2 separate regions of the Mus musculus genome follow, and region 2 is linked to region 1. A link is a loop called in an ENCODE intact Hi-C map of the cell type or tissue named here. Cell type or tissue: heart. All regions are shown on one strand. Each heading gives the region's core, and the rest is flanking DNA. Links, peaks and the distances in the headings are about the cores only.

What was found. Hi-C counts contacts between places; a loop is a spot of excess contacts. Peaks named below come from ENCODE experiments on the same cell type or tissue, not always from the same donor. Only the 100,000 strongest peaks of a DNase experiment are listed, where the experiment ranks them.
Region 2: it touches region 1 in a loop (3-fold over the local background); 4 of 42 quality-filtered maps call a loop at or near these places.

What each region holds. Positions count from the first base shown.
Region 1 is chr1:10,941,507-10,944,428 of GRCm38, forward strand. No RefSeq gene overlaps it. Among named protein-coding and RNA genes, the nearest start is that of Prex2, 50 kb to the right of the region's middle. In heart, for the core only: a CTCF peak has its summit at 1,640; no DNase peak of the experiment used is centred there.
Region 2 is chr1:10,834,383-10,837,304 of GRCm38, forward strand. No RefSeq gene overlaps it. Among named protein-coding and RNA genes, the nearest start is that of Cpa6, 120 kb to the left of the region's middle. In heart, for the core only: a CTCF peak has its summit at 1,459 (motif pointing right); no DNase peak of the experiment used is centred there.

The DNA.
Region 1 (2,922 bases), core at 182-2,681:
TAAAAAGGAAAGCAGATTGTATGACTTTACCCCAGCTTGCAGTTATAAAGTAGGATCAAAGGCAAGAGCAGCCACAGCATTCCACAGAACCAGAGTTGCTAAGTCTGAAGGCTTGCTGCAAAAGCTTTCAGTGTAGATGGCATCCTATAGAAACCCTGGTTCGTTGCTCTTGGAAGGTGGTAGTGAGATAGGGAGAAATATTATGGTAGCTATGGTGGTATAAACAGGTTTGGTCCCCAGATAGGCTAATGTGTTTGAGTGCTTGGCCTGTGCACTATTAGGAAATGTGCCCTTGTTAGGGTAGGTGTGGCTTTCCTGGAGGAAGCAGGTCACTGTGGAGGCCAGCTTTGAGGTTTCTTATGCTCCAGCTCCACCCATTGTGGGATACAGTCCCTTTATACTGCCTCTGAATCAAGATGTAGCACTCTCAGCTCTTTATCCAGCACCATGTTTTTTTGTTTGTTTGTTTGTTGTTGTTATTTTTGTTTTGTTTTATTTTATGCTGCCATGCTTCCCACCATGATGATAATAGACTAAACCTCTGAAACTGCCAGCCCCAATTAAATATTGTCCTTTATAAGTATTGCCATGGTCAGTGTCTCTTCACAGCAATAAAATCCTAACTAAGGCTTGTGAATATATGGACAGAAATATTTGTCTACTCTTTAGAACAAACCTGAAAGTCAAAAAATTTCACAGAGATTCCACATGGTCTCAACAAAATAGAACAATTTGAAAAAGCAAAGTAGTACATTGAATGGTATAAAGAGTAAAATAAACCACTAAAGTTGCTTTCAAATCTTTTAAAAATGATTTATGTATTTATTTTAATTATTTATTTATTTTATGTTTATGGGCATCAGATCCCATGGGACCTCTGTTTATAGACAGTTGTGAGCTGCCATTTGGGCAGTAGAATGTCAACTCAGGACCTCTGGAACATCAGCCAGTGCTTATAAGCACTGAGTCATCTCTTCAGCCCTTGAAATCATTTTTTAAAAATTAGTCTGAGAATGATAATGACTGCTTGTAATCTCAGAACTCACATAGGAATCTGAGGCAGGAGGATAGTAAGTTGGAGGTCAGATTGAGCTATGTAGTAAGACCCTGTTGCAATGAAAAAAAGATGAAAGAATTATTCGGGAACCAGAGGTCTGAGATGGTGCAAGTATCAGTCAGCCCAACTCAACATGAACAGTAAAATATATGTAGCTTAGCCAATAGCAAGGAACCTCTAATAAGGTACTTTCCACATGAAGCAATGAAACACATTTCCTTCATCTTGATTTTTTGTTTGTTTGTTTGTTTGTTTGTTTTTCAAATGCCTAGCAAAACCTTTCTGTGGCTTCTCCTCCTAGTTGGTCTGACAGGCTGTCTAATTTATAAAATTACTATCTGTTCAAAAAAGCTCATTAAGATTTTTTGCAAGGAAACTATTTTCCTTTGCTTCTCCAATCAAGGTCCCATTTGTCCCAGTTCTCCAATGCTAACTGACAATTTTCTCTGAATTAGGCACTATTCCAGCCCTTGCAGGGCAAGTGAGCATTTGCAGAATTCGCTCACAAACGTGTAATCCTAAACACCGAACTGAGATGGATGAGAACAATCGTCCACAGTGAGACCTGCCTGCATAAGAGTCTCCCAACAGTAGGGGAGCCCTGTGGAAAGGCTTTTTGCAAGCCAGGAGGAAACCAAGTAAATGTGAAAAGGAAGAGGAAAGGGAAATGGAGATTTGTGGCCTGTTTGGATGCTGCACTATTTGAAGCAGGCTCTTGCTTTCAGTTTTGAGGGCTTTTAAAATTGTGTCTGCTACTCCCCATGATCAACATGTTAGGGAACTTAACTTCTAGCCCCTGGTGTGTTTGTAGTTTGCTTTCCTGAGAATGCTGTTTCTGCTTAACATTGAGGCTAGTTCTACACTGGTCTTCTCCCGATATGCCAACTGTCTCTTTTCTTTTGAAAAACAAATATTTTCTTTTGATCTTCTCAATGAAATGTCTTCATCTTTAAACATGAAGTGAATTTAAAACCTGCTTTAAGCACCTGCTCTTCTTACAGTGTGTGTGGGTGGTGGTGGTGGAGGGGTCTTTGTGCGAGCTCATTAGTGCAAAATGAGACTTAAAGAAATGATTTTTTTAAAGTGTCATGAGAATTTAGTTTCTTTGGCTGGAAGTGTTGCTCAGTCACATGTGTGCTTACCTAAAATGTATAGTTCTGGGGTCACATAAAGCCAAACCTGATATGACATTGTAGAACCTGCCTGCAGTCCAGTCACTTGGAAGTGGGGGCAAGATCAGACTTTCAAGGTTGGAAATTTGAGGTCAGTATGGCATACATGAGATCCAGTCTCAAGCAACAACAAAATTCTTTAATAGGAGGCTTAAGACATCTTTCATTAAGAAAAAACTTATGTAAGGAAGTTTTATCCAGGAACTCTCAATAATATGGTTACCAAAACAATGACATTATAAATGGGGGAAATTCCACATGTCTACACTGCTACTACTACCACAATCATTTAATGACTACTGAGGGGGAGACTTTGATGAGGCTCCTAACTGGTTATCCAATACCAAGTAGTCAGCTCTAAACACACACTCATACATACATATATACATACATACATACATGCATGAGCAATACTAAATGTGCAAAGCAAGCTATATTTATCTATGTATATGTATAATACATTGCATATATTATATACATATATATGTATGCATTATACATATATAATTATTATATGTATCATAATTAAGGAAAAAGAGGCCATAAGTTTAAAAGGGAGCAGAGTAGGGAAGAGTAACCAAGGGGTAACTGGGAGAGACAAAAGTGAGGAAATAATATAGATATAGTCCTCACATATGGAAATCTCAGAAAGTAATAAACATTTTTTTTAAAAAGTTGCATTTGCAACAAATT
Region 2 (2,922 bases), core at 113-2,612, 110 kb before region 1:
TGTCATCCCTGTTGGGTCCTGGGAGCCTCTTGCTTTTTTGACATCTGAGACTTTCTAGTGGCTACCTCCAGTTTCCCAGCCCCCACTGCTACACACCTCCATTCAATTTCCTGACCTCTGTACTTCTCCCCATCTCCTCCCACACCTGATCCTGATACCTTTTTCCCTCCACCTCCCCTCTCCCTCCCAGAACCCTCCCTCCCTCTAATTCCTGTGATTATTTTGTTACCCCTTCTAAGTAGGACTGAAGCATCCACACTTTGGTCTTCCTTTTTTGTTTTTCACCTTGAAATTTGGAGGATTAAGTGCAAGGTTGTTCAGGAGAAAAGCAATGATGATTGTCATTTAGTATTTGTTTTTGGACTTTTAAAGTTTATGTTAAGCATAGGGCTTCTTGTCTATAAGAAACCTTAAATCTTAGCTCCAAACTTTGTCTCTGTAACTCCTTCCATGGGTATTTTGTTCCCTTTCTAAGGAGGAATGAAGTATCCACATGTTGGTCTTCCTTCTTCTTCTTGATTTTCTTGTGTTTTGCAAATTGTATCTTGGGTATTCTAAGTTTCTAGGCTAATATCCACTTATCAGTGAGTGCATATCAAGTGACTTCTTTTGTGATTGGGTTACCTCACTCAAGATGATATCCTCCAGATCCATCCATTTGCCTAAGAATTTCATAAATTCATTGTTTTTAATACTAAGTAGTACTCCATTGTGTAAATGCACCACATTTTCTGTATCCATTCCTCTGTTGAGGGACATCTGGGTCCTTTCCAGCTTCTGGCTATTATAAATACTTCATTCCTCCTTAGAATAGGGAACAAAATACCCATGGAAGGAGTTACAGAGACAAAGTTTGGAGCTAAGACAAAAGGATGGACCATCCCGAGACTACCCTACCTGGGGATCCATCTCATAATCAGCCACCAAACGCAGACACTATTGCATATTCCAGCAAGATTTTGCTGAAAGGACCCTCATAAAGTTGTCTCGTGTGAGGCTATGCCAGTGCCTGGCAAATACAGAAGTGGATGCTCACAGTCATCTATAGGATGGAACACAGGGCCCCCAATAGAGGAGCTAGAGAAAGTACCCAAGGAGCTGAAGGGGTCTGCAACCCTATAGGTGGAACAACAATATGAACTAACCAGTACCCCGGAGTTCATGTCTCTAGCTGCATATGTAGCAGAAGATGACCTAGTCGGCCATCATTGGGAAGATTGGCCCCTTGGTCTTGCAAACTTTATGTGCCCCAATACAGAAGAATGCCAGGGCCAAGAAGTGGGAGTGGGTGGGTAGGAGAGCAGGGAGCGCCGAAGGTATAGGGGACTTTCAGGATAGCATTTGAAATGTAAATGAAGAAAATATCTAATAAAAAATTGAAAAAAAAAAAAAGAAAAAGCAAGCTTACATACAGGTTATGTCCAGTAACTTGTCAAGCTTACATGTGATAGAAGTCCACTGGAGGGCAGTGTATAGCAAGCTTTATGGCTGGTTGCCTGGAGTACGGATTAGTTTCAGAAAACAAATTGAATATCTCATTGCAGCTTAGATTTTTTAAAAGATAACAGACAGTTCTACATTTTGTTTTAAAGTTTAAAAAGACTCTCCACACATAGTGCTTGCATGAATCTGTGGGTTTCCACTTGGGGTGAAGAATAATGGAGCTGATTATAGATTGAAAGTGTTTCTTACAAATCAAAAGAAGTAAATTTCACTGTCTTCACTCCGTTGAACAGGGATGTATTTCAGACTCACTAGGCTTTGTACTCTACATCCCTAAAGAATGAAGCCAGGTTTCTAGAATTGGTCATTGTTAATTAAAGTTACAGCACAGTGCTTCCCAGGCATGGTTTCAGAACACTGAGTACGTGGGCCCTGATCACACCAGCTGCCTCCGTCTCCCTCTGCCCCCAGTGAAATGGATTGATTTGATTTCTGAGTGTAAATGACACACCAGGGTCACAGAGCTTAAAATTCAGTTTGTTCATTTCATTGTGGGAATACATCATTCTGTTAAAAACAGTATAACACTCGATTTTTCACCCATAATTCCTTTCTTCCATCCATTAATTCAGCCAGTGCTGTTAGAGAGTACACACTCTACAAGTCAGAGGTCAAATGTGAGCATGAAATTTCAGTTCAGAATTAGGAATGATGATATTTAGGCTCTCCCCGGAACATGAGAACTCAGAGAGGCTAAGGTGCATCTCACATAACAGCAGTGAACACATGCAGCTCTCTGAACTAGACATACATTACATCGTGTGTGTGTGTGTGTGTGTGTGTGTGTGTGTGTGTGTGTGTGTGTGTGTGTGTGTGATGCTGGCATGCAGCAGCAGCAACCTGTTTAAAAATGAGTATATCAGCACACACAAAAGTCAAGTCTCTTGTCTATGATTTCAAGGAGCTGGAGAGCCTGACTTTAAGGTTTGCTCCAGACTGCTTGCCCTAAACTACTAATAAAACTGCAATTCTCCTCAAAAGCTGGAATTCCACGGGAAAAGCATGCTAATTTGGAAAATCATTACTTTTGTGGAAGATTTGATTTTGTGAAAAAAAATGTATTAAGGGATTAAGACAATGCTTTATTCAGTCAGGAACTATTATTGGCTCACTCCAGCTTTTGCTTATTTAACATCTTTATATATCCTAAGACCACCTGCCAAGGGGATGGTACCATTGACAAACAGCTATGCCCTCCTACATCAATCAATTATCAACACAATCCCTCACAAGCATGCTCACTGCCAATCTGATAAGAGGGAGAGTATATTTGCTGTCATGAGAAGGCTGGTACATATATGAATTTACATGAGCTGTGCCTATATGCACATGACCTGAACAAAATCAAGGCAGACAAACTCCCACCATAGGTCTGGGACAAGTTCTGTAATCCTATTCATAGCTGAAGAGCTATTGGCA